Regions from separate parts of the Homo sapiens genome. Here all the other regions are linked to region 2. The links are chromatin contacts, found by Hi-C or POLR2A ChIA-PET in ENCODE. All regions are on one chromosome and are shown on one strand. The core of a region is the stretch at or near the end of the contact, and the rest is flanking DNA. Distances in the headings are between cores, read along the strand shown. Region 1 holds the start of ACOT4 (acyl-CoA thioesterase 4). Region 2 overlaps DNAL1 (dynein axonemal light chain 1). Region 3 holds the start of ACOT2 (acyl-CoA thioesterase 2).

Region 1 (3,405 bases), core at 522-3,021, 100 kb before region 2:
AAGTTGCCACTGCTAGCTCTGGCAGCCTGCTTTTATTCCCTTATCTGGCCCCACCCACATCCTGCTGATTGGCCCATTTTACAGAGAGCCGATTGGTCCGTTTTGACAGGGTGCTGATTGGTTCGTTTACAATCCCTGAGCTAGACACAAAAGTTCTCCACCTCCCCACTAGATTAGCTAGATACAGAGTGCCGATTGGTGTATTCACAAACCCTGAGCTAGACACAGGGTGCTGATTGGTGTGTTTACAATCCCTTAGCTAGACATAAAGATTCTCCAAGTCCCCACCAGACTCAGGAGTCCAGCTGGCTTCACCCAGTGGATGCCGCACGGGGTTCGCAGGTGGAGCTGCCTGCCAGTCCCGCGCCGTGCGCCCGCACTTCTCAGCCCTTGGGCGGTCGATGGGACTGGGCGTTAGTGGAGCAGGGAGCGGAGCTCGTTGAGGAGGCTCGGACCGCGCAGAAGCTCACGGCGGGGGCGGGGGCTCAGGCATGGCGGGCTGCAGGTCCCGAGCCCTGCGCCGCGGGGAGGCAGCTAAGGCCCGCTGAGAAATCGAGCACAGCAGCTGCTGCCCCAGGTGCTAAGCCCCTCACTGCCCGGGGCTTGCGGGCCGGCCGGCCGCTCCAAGTGCGGGGCCGCCGAGCCCACGCCCACCCGGGACTCGCGCTGGCCCGCAAGCCCCGCGGGCAGCCCCGGTTCCCGCCCGCGCCTCTCCCTCCACACCTCCCAGTAAGCTGAGGGAGCCGACTCCGGCCTTGGCCAGCCCAGAAAGGGGCTCCCACAGTGCAGCGGCGGGCTGAAGGGCTCCTCAAGCGCGGCCAGAGTGGGCGCCAAGGCCGAGGAGGCGCCGACAGCGAGCGAGGGCAGCCAGCATGCTGTCACGTATCACTAGCACTTTGGGACTACAGAGGCAGGAGGATAGTTTGTGCTCAGGAGTTCGAGACCAGCCTGGGAAACAGGGTGACACCTCCTCTCTAAAAATAAACATTTAAAAATTAACGTGGCATGGTGGTGCGCTGTCTGTAGTCACAGCTACTCCGAAGGCTGAGACAGGAGGATCACTTGAGCCTGGGAGGTGGAGGCTGCAGTGACCTGTGATCGAGCCACCGCCTTGCAGCCTGGATGACAGAGAGAGACCCTGTCTCAAATACAACAAAAAAGCAGGCCGGGCGCAGCGGCTCACGCCTGTAATCCCTAGCACTTTGGGAGGCCAAGGCGGGAAGATCACTTGAAGTCAGGAGTTCAAGACCAGCCTGGCCAACATGGTGTAACTCCCTCTTTACTAAAAATACAAAAATTAGCGGCATGGTGGCGCGCGCCTGTAATCCCAGGTACTCGGGAGGCTGAGGCAGGAGAATCGCTTGAACCCAGGAGGCGGAGATTGCAGTGAGCCGAAGCGCCACTGCACTCCAGCCTGGGCGACAGAGGAGACTCTGTTTCAAAAAAAAAAAAAGTTAAAAACAAAACCTTCCATGGAGCCCATGAAAGGCTGGAATTTGGCTTGATCTCATTGGCTTTTGGTTTCACCACAAATTGATCATCCAACAACTTTCATTCCAACAACCGAGGGTGGTGTGAGGCAGAGAGGCTTTCTACGGGGTGGGTTGGGCGCCACACCTTGCGCGCCCCGGGGCCCAAGGAGACGACCCTGAAGAGGAGCCTGGCTACTTTTGCCTCAGACGAGTCCGGAGCGCCGGGTTAACCGGTCTGAAGTCCCAGGGGCTTTCTGGGACTGCTCAGCCACCGGCAGCTTCCGGCACCAGGGGACGCCGGACGCCGTCCGGACATTCGGCGCGCTTGCCACGATCTTGGACGGGTCTCGGGCCTCGACCTTTGAATTCCCCGCTCCGGCTCCAAGATGTCAGCAACGCTGATCCTGGAGCCCCCAGGCCGCTGCTGCTGGAACGAGCCGGTGCGCATTGCCGTGCGCGGCCTGGCCCCGGAGCAGCGGGTTACGCTGCGCGCGTCCCTGCGCGACGAGAAGGGCGCGCTCTTCCGGGCCCACGCGCGCTACTGCGCCGACGCCCGCGGCGAGCTGGACCTGGAGCGCGCACCCGCGCTGGGCGGCAGCTTCGCGGGACTCGAGCCCATGGGGCTGCTCTGGGCCCTGGAACCCGAGAAGCCTTTTTGGCGCTTCCTGAAGCGGGACGTACAGATTCCTTTTGTCGTGGAGTTGGAGGTGCTGGACGGCCACGACCCCGAGCCTGGACGGCTGCTGTGCCAGGCGCAGCACGAGCGCCACTTCCTCCCGCCAGGGGTGCGGCGCCAGTCGGTGCGAGCGGGCCGGGTGCGCGCCACGCTCTTCCTGCCGCCAGGTGAGCCAGGCTGCTGGCGGGTGGTGTGAGCGTCAGTGGCCTGAGTCTCCGTTTGTTTCCAGTGCTGATTTAGCACTGGTTTGGTTTTGGAGCAAGATCAGAGAAGCTAACATTGACTATGTCAGTGGCCACTCTACCAAAATAGAGGGTTTGGTACCGGGCGTGGTGACTAACGCCTGTAATCCCAGCACTTTGGGAGGCCGAGATGGGCGGATCACTTGAGATCAGGAGTTTGAGACCAGACTGGCCAGCATGGTGAAACGCTGACTCTACCGAAAATACAAAAATTAGTCCAGCCTGGTGGCACACGCCTGTAGTCCCAGCCACTCGGGAGGCTGAGGCACGAGAATCGCTTGAACCTGGGAGATGGAGGTTGCAGTGAGCCGAGATCGCACCACTGCACTCCAGCCTGGGTGACAGAGCGAGACTCCGTCTCAAAAAAAGAAAAAAGAAAAAAAAGGATTTTTTGTTAGGCTGTGTACTACGGTTTTTACTTGCATTCTATCAGTTAGTCTCTATAATATCCCAATGAAGTTGGTATTGTTATTCTGCAGATGAAAAAACAGGTTCAGGTCGTCAGGTACATTATCCACTTTGCTATTAATCACTACCCTACAGATTTCTACAGGCATCAGCCTGACTTGTCTAAGGCAGAATGATGACAGTGAATGAAGCTATTACCATGTCGTCTTCTCTAGTGTTCTAGGCACACTGTCTCTTCTCCACTTCTTCATGTGCTGCTTTATCACAGGTCACACTTCAGACTCCACTGCCTTTCTCACCTAAAACCATCTCTGGGTATTTCTTTTTCTTTCCTCCCTTTCTACATAGACATCTGAAATATCAGTACACTAAAAACCAGAGGGCTGATGCAACAGAACATAAAGTTTTGTTTCAATCTTTTTTCTTTTCTTTCTTTCTTTTTTTTTTTTTTTTTTTTGAGACAGTGTCTGTCTCTGTTGCCCACGCTGGAGTGCAGTGGTGTGGTCACACCTCACTGCAGCCTTGACCTCTGGGGCTCAAGTGATCCTCCCTCCATTGCCTCCCAAGTAGCTAGGACTACAGGCATACACCACCACACTGACTAATT
Region 2 (3,097 bases), core at 170-2,669:
CAGGCTCACACCACCATGCCTGGCTAATTTTTTTTATTTTTTGTAGAGATGGGGTCTTGCTATGTTGCCCAGGCTGGTCTCCAACTCCTAGGCTTAAGCGCTTCTCTCATCTGGCCTCCCAAAGTGCTGGAATTAGAGGCAGTGAGCCACCATGCCTGGCCATAGGCATTTTTATTTGCGATTTGGCAGTTAGGGGGCTTAATATTCACAAGTATGTATACTAAACCATTTGAGAATTCCCCTGAGAAGCTTTTCAGATAATTTGAAATTAAAGAGATTATTTTGTGAAATTATTTTTATTACGGCACACTTCATAGTATCTCAGAGCTTCTCAGGTTTTTCTTTTTTCTGAGATGGAGTTTTGCTCTTGTCACCCAGGCTGGAGTGCAATGGTATAATCTTGGCTCACTGCAACCTCTGCCTCCCGGGTTCAAGCGATTCTCCTGCCTCAGCCTCCCAAGTAACTGGGATTACAACCGCCCGCCACCATGCCCAGCTAATTTTTGTATTTTTATAGAGACGGGGTTTCACCATGTTGGCCAGGATGGTCTTGAACTCCTGACCTCAGGTGATCCACCCGCCTCAGCCTCCCAAAGTGCTGGGATTACAGGCGTGAGCCACCGTGCCCGGCCAGGAAAATATTTTCATCTAGAATTTTAGCAATTTTTTGAGAATAACCAGTAATAATTTTCTTTTTCATTTTAGGTACTCCAGTAATTAAAGGGGATGAGGAAGAAGACAACTAATGCCACGCTTTCCACTGTGTGTTAACTTATTTAAATGTCATAAGAACAATAGATAAATTTTATATAATTGTCTATTTTAAAGATTCTGTATGGGACAAAAGTTTCTTAAGATAAAACAGATCACTCATTCTCATCTTTTTTTTTCCTTTAACTTATTCAGTGTTTCTCCCCAAAACTGGTAATGCCAACCTTATATATCCTATTTCTCTTTTTAGAAACCACAAATTTTCGATTTTTGTCTTCAGTCTCAGTTACGTACTGTGTAGCCCCATCTACTAAAACAAAACCTTTGTAGACCAGTCATTTTTAATAACAAAGGAACAAATGTTTTTTTCAGTTTGTTCATTTTTTTTAGGTTAGACATTTTAAAAGATGTACATTTGAAAATTCAGAACATTTTTCCTGAAGGTCTGTCTCTGTACAATTCAGAAGCACATGCCTTTAGCTCAGAAGGCAGCATGGTGATGGGAAGAGTTCCTCTTAGAAATACAGCAGGTCCGGAACCAAGACTCCAAAGTTCCATTGGAAAAGATATGGTGAAAAAAGGAAAAAGTAGTATCTCAGAGACCTTCTAGTCTATATTATACTTATTTGTTTTTCCAAAAATGTGCACATTGTCAACTGGAATTTAGGTTGTTTTTATATGCATGGCCACTTGAGTCATTGTGTACAGTCATTCTGTGATCTCAGTTAGTGGTTAAAATGACTGTCATGATCATTTCTTTGACTGATAATGTGGCAATGTTACTCATGTGGACCTCGCCTTAAGCACACATTTTGGTTTTATAGTTCCTTATGTGTTTAAAGCATTAGTTATATTTGAATTCCTAGACTAAATGCTGGCCATTGATGTATGTCAAAATTTACCCTAATTATTTGGTCTGGTGACCCTCATTGTTGGGAAAAGTGACTACCATGGTTATAAGTAAGGGTATAATGAAACTTAGTATTTCAAAATATATTTTTTGAGAAGTTCTAAGTTAAACAGCTCTTAAAATGTATTATGTACGTGGTTGTGGAGGGAAGGGAGATGTTTCATTATGAGATCCCAGGCAAATGGCAATATGTTTGAGGATTGTCTCCTACATAAAGCAGTGTAGGTGATTTAACCTCAAAATTGCAAAGCAATAGTTAGATGCAGAGGTTAGAATTTATCATGTAAACAAAAAATCCTTCAGGAAAATGTAAGACATTGTAGTCAGTAAGCAGATGAGGTCATAGGAGGCCATGGCTGGATCACTATTAGATTGCAGAAAAGAAGTCAGGGGCCCTCTGCCAAATTGTGCCTAAAGTCCCTCAGAGACTGTTGATTCTGGTTTCCCCATCTACTTGTGTGATTTTACTTGCATAAAATCACAGTGAAAGAGGGAAGAATCATCTTTAAAAAGTGATTGCATAAGTAGTCCTGGGTTTCAGAAGATTTCAGCTATCATTTACATAGGAATTACTTGATTTTTCTAAGTTACTCTGATCAAAAGGGACCACTGCTTTGACAATCAACTCTAAATACAAACAAGAGGCCAGGCGTGGTGGCTCATGCCTGTCATCCCAGCACTTTGGGAGGCCGAGGCGGGCGGATCATCTGAGATCAGGAGTTCAAGACCAGCCTGACCAACATGGTGAAACCCCGTCTCTACTAAAAATACAAAAATTAGCCAGTCCTGGTGGTGGGCGCCTGTAGTCCCAACTACTCGGGAGGCTGAGGCAGGAGAATCATTTGAACCCGGGAGGCGGAGGTTGCAGTGAGCCGAGATTGCGCCATTGCACTCCAGCCTGGGCAATAGAGCGAGACTCCATATTTAAAAAAAAAAAAAAAAAAAAAAGAGGAAAACTTGGTCTAACACCCTTTTAGTTTTCTTTTCTCTCTTCTTTTCAATCTGATAGGAAGAAACCTTATTCTACTCTAGCTGGTTTATGCATTCAAAGCCTTTGGACATTTCTTTTATGAACCATAGGCAATGAGCCTTCATTCTCCTTGGTGATGTTTTAAGTTCCATAAACTGAGAGGGAAGATGATCTTCTTAAAGTTTGCACTTCCTTCAGTAGGCAAGCTTGAAGCCATGTTGATATGGATATGTTTTCTAAAAGTAACCCTGGAAGTGAATATAATAGGAAGTAAGTGATTTCATATTGAATTTATTTGTAAAATGGCTTAGAGTTTTGGTGTTTGTTTTTTCTGAATTCTGTAATATAGAAACTGGTTCTCTTTCTCCTTGTTTCTCAATGACTTTTAATTACAGGTAGTTCTCAGACAAATGTAAGATACTTTTCTCTGTCCATTTCATGCAAAATTCATATTCAGTATCATTCAACAAATCTTTGAATGACTTCTATGCATCCCTGTTCATGGA
Region 3 (3,008 bases), core at 309-2,808, 130 kb before region 2:
TTTGTTCTTTTGTACTTCACAATAAACCTTGCTACTGCTCCTTCTTTGGGTCCATACTGCATTTCAGAGCTGTAACACCGTGAAGGTATACAGCTTCACTCCTGAAGCCAAGACCATGAACCCACTGAGAGGAACAAGAAAAACAACTCTGGACCTGCTGCCTTTATGAGCTGTAACACTCACCTTGAAGGTCTGTGGCTTTACTCTTGAAGTCGGTGAGAAGCGAGACCATGAACCCACCAGAAGGAACACATTCCGGACGCATCTGAACATCAGAGGAAACAAACTCCAGACACACTACTTTTCAGAACTGTATTAAGAACTGTAACAGTCACTGCGAGGGTCTGCGGCTTCATTCTTGATGTCAGCGAGACCAAGAATCCACCAGAAGGAACCAATTCCAGACACAGAATTATTTGCCTTCTTACTTCCTGAGAGTTCTAGGCACAGAACATACTTGAGGTGTTATACAAAGGTAATTAGAACTGACAGGGAATTGTATGATTAATGACGTGGGACATGAGAGATTTGGAACGAGATAAAAAGGCTTACCTTGAGGACAGCCTTATTAGGAGCAGAGGCAAACACAGGTTTTGTGGGTTTGAAGCCTACACATTTATAGCTTTCTCTAATTACACAGGTAGGAAATTATAAAATCAGGTACAAGGGCTTGGCAGGGGCCTAAAGCTTAAGTGATGAAAAAAAAAAACACCACACCTCTGGTGAAACCAATAGCTTACGAAAAAGTAGAAAAAAGCGCGATGCATGGGGAGCTCCGGTAGTCCTTTGAGGTATTTGAGAGGCTGAGTCAGGAAGATGGCTTGAGCACCAGGAGTTGGAGGTTTGTAAGTGCAGTGATGGTAAACTGCCGCTGTACTCCAGTCTGGCAATGTAGTGAGACCCTGTCTCTCAAAAAAAAAAAGTAACCCTTGCCTGACTGGGACAATAATTGAGAAACCAGTAAAACAAAATAATAACTATTAGCCGGGCGCGGTGGCTCATGCCTGTAAATCCTAGCATTTTGGGAGGCTGAGGCGGGCGGATTACAAAGTCAGGAGTTTGAGAAATTACTACCTATTACCCCATTTGGCTATTTTTACACTTGTAAGGAATGAAGCTCAGAGGTCACACAGCTAGTAAGAAGCCAGCACCCTTCGATGTGGGATTGATGTGGAGGATAGGCATATACAGAGAACACAAAAGCAAAACACCATGGTGCAGATTTTGAAAGAAAAGCCCTAAGATTAGTAATGAGTGTGAATTATTCAACAAAGTGATCAAAACTAACTCCAGCTCTGCATTCCTCTTCGCCATCAGGAGTTTGGAGCCTGGAGACTGCTAGCTGCCTGGTTCTTTAAGAACCAGCCCTGGTCCAGCCCATTCCGCAGGCCAGCAAGCTTCTGAAAAGCAAACCTAGGAAGTAGCTTTCCAACATAAAGTGGAGGTTTCAACACAGGAGACTTTAAGCAAGTTCCAGTGTGTCTATATTTGGTCTGGCTGATCGGCTGGACTCTGGCCTTCCCCGCTCACGTTAGCAGACAGCTCTGCCCTAGTGGGCGCTTAGCCTGCGACGGCAGCCCGAGAGGATGTCTAACAAGCTTCTTTCTCCCCACCCCCATTCAGTTGTTCTCAGGTCTGAATTCAAAATGGCCTCATCTCCTGCTGTCCTTCGAGCGTCCCGGCTGTACCAATGGAGCCTGAAGAGTTCGGCGCAGTTCCTGGGGTCTCCACAGCTGAGGCAGGTTGGTCAGATCATTAGGGTTCCTGCTCGGATGGCGGCGACGCTGATCCTGGAGCCTGCGGGCCGCTGCTGCTGGGACGAACCGGTGCGAATCGCCGTGCGCGGCCTAGCCCCGGAGCAGCCGGTCACGCTGCGCGCGTCCCTGCGCGACGAGAAGGGCGCGCTTTTCCAGGCCCACGCGCGCTACCGCGCCGACACTCTTGGCGAGCTGGACCTGGAGCGCGCGCCCGCGCTGGGCGGCAGCTTCGCGGGGCTTGAGCCCATGGGGCTGCTCTGGGCCTTGGAGCCCGAGAAACCTTTGGTGCGGCTGGTGAAGCGCGACGTGCGAACGCCCTTGGCCGTGGAGCTGGAGGTGCTGGATGGCCACGACCCCGACCCCGGGCGGCTGCTGTGCCAGACGCGGCACGAGCGCTACTTCCTCCCGCCCGGGGTGCGGCGCGAGCCGGTGCGCGTGGGCCGGGTGCGAGGCACGCTCTTCCTGCCGCCAGGTGACTCACCTCCGCTAATTGTTCCGTGTTCGTTCGCCTTTCACTTTGTGTGTCTCCCCCGCCCCACGCTTTTCGCTTATGTGTATGCCCCCCCGCCGCGCCCCCGGGCTATATTGCCCAGGCAGGTTTCGAATTCCTGGTCTCCAGCTATCTTCCCGCCTCTGCCTCCCTAAGAGCTGGGATTACAGGGTGAGCCACCGCGCCCGGCACTTTGAGGGGAGTTACACTTTTTTTTTTTTTCCGTCCCTGCCCTTTTCACACGAAGAAGGGATGTAGCTTCCAACCTTCCGGAGGTTAGTGTAAAGAAACAGGAATGGAATGGAAAGCTGATTGGGGAAGTGTCCCTGCCGCTCCAAAACTGAGAGGTCCCTCAAACCTAGTGCTCAGTTAAAAGACATTGTAAGGGCCAGGCGCAGTGGCTCACGCTTGTAATCCCAGCACTTTGGGAAGTCTCGGCGGGCAGATCACGAGATCAAAAGATTGAGGCCATCCTGACTAACACGGTGAAACCCCGTCTCTACTAAAAATACAAAACAGTAGCTGGGCGTAGTAGCGGGCGCCTGTAGTCCCAGCTACTCGGGAGGCTGAGGCAGGAGAATGGTGTGAACCCGGGAGGCAGAGTTTGTAGTGAGCTGAGATCGCGCCACTGCACTCCAGCCTGGGCGACAGAGCGAGACTCCGTCTCAAAAAAAAGACATTGTAAGGAAAGGAAAAAGACACTTATATTAAAAACAAAACAGGCCGGGCGCGGTGGCTAACGCCTGTAATCCTAGCGCTTT

What was found. A loop is a pair of places that touch in the nucleus more often than their neighbours do. ChIA-PET counts read pairs that join two places held with the same protein, here RNA polymerase II (POLR2A). Pooled maps may share reads with other maps.
Region 1: a map with no recorded cell type shows a loop between it and region 2 (4-fold over the local background). The contact joins the promoter of ACOT4 here to the enhancer-like site in region 2. A Hi-C loop is called at or near these places in 2 of 37 single-sample maps with no recorded cell type and 2 of 50 pooled maps. POLR2A ChIA-PET finds 5 or more read pairs at or near these places in 1 of 52 experiments (AG04450).
Region 3: a pooled map shows a loop between it and region 2 (15-fold over the local background). The contact joins the promoter of ACOT2 here to the enhancer-like site in region 2. A Hi-C loop is called at or near these places in 2 of 37 single-sample maps with no recorded cell type and 8 of 50 pooled maps. POLR2A ChIA-PET finds 5 or more read pairs at or near these places in 2 of 52 experiments (AG04450 and CD8-positive, alpha-beta memory T cell).

Annotation. Positions count from the first base shown.
Region 1 is chr14:73,590,102-73,593,506 of GRCh38, forward strand. ACOT4 (acyl-CoA thioesterase 4) reads left to right here and starts at 1,772. Exons shown (of 3, transcript NM_152331.4): 1 at 1,772-2,315. The coding sequence starts at 1,859. It also overlaps a transcript of HEATR4 not described here. RefSeq lists an enhancer at 2,006-2,505 and a silencer at 2,317-2,386.
Region 2 is chr14:73,695,197-73,698,293 of GRCh38, forward strand. DNAL1 (dynein axonemal light chain 1) reads left to right here. Exons shown (of 8, transcript NM_031427.4): 8 at 706-3,097. The coding sequence ends at 746. Among named protein-coding and RNA genes, the nearest start is that of PNMA1, 18 kb to the right of the region's middle. RefSeq lists an enhancer at 2,734-2,903. Within about 2 kb of position 1,420, at least 4 of the 41 ENCODE cell types and tissues checked have a DNase peak (open chromatin) inside an H3K27ac peak, as active enhancers do.
Region 3 is chr14:73,567,655-73,570,662 of GRCh38, forward strand. It overlaps ACOT2 (acyl-CoA thioesterase 2), which reads left to right and starts at 1,559. Exons shown (of 3, transcript NM_006821.6): 1 at 1,559-2,229. The coding sequence starts at 1,587. It also overlaps a transcript of HEATR4 not described here. RefSeq lists enhancers at 1-975, 2,170-2,339.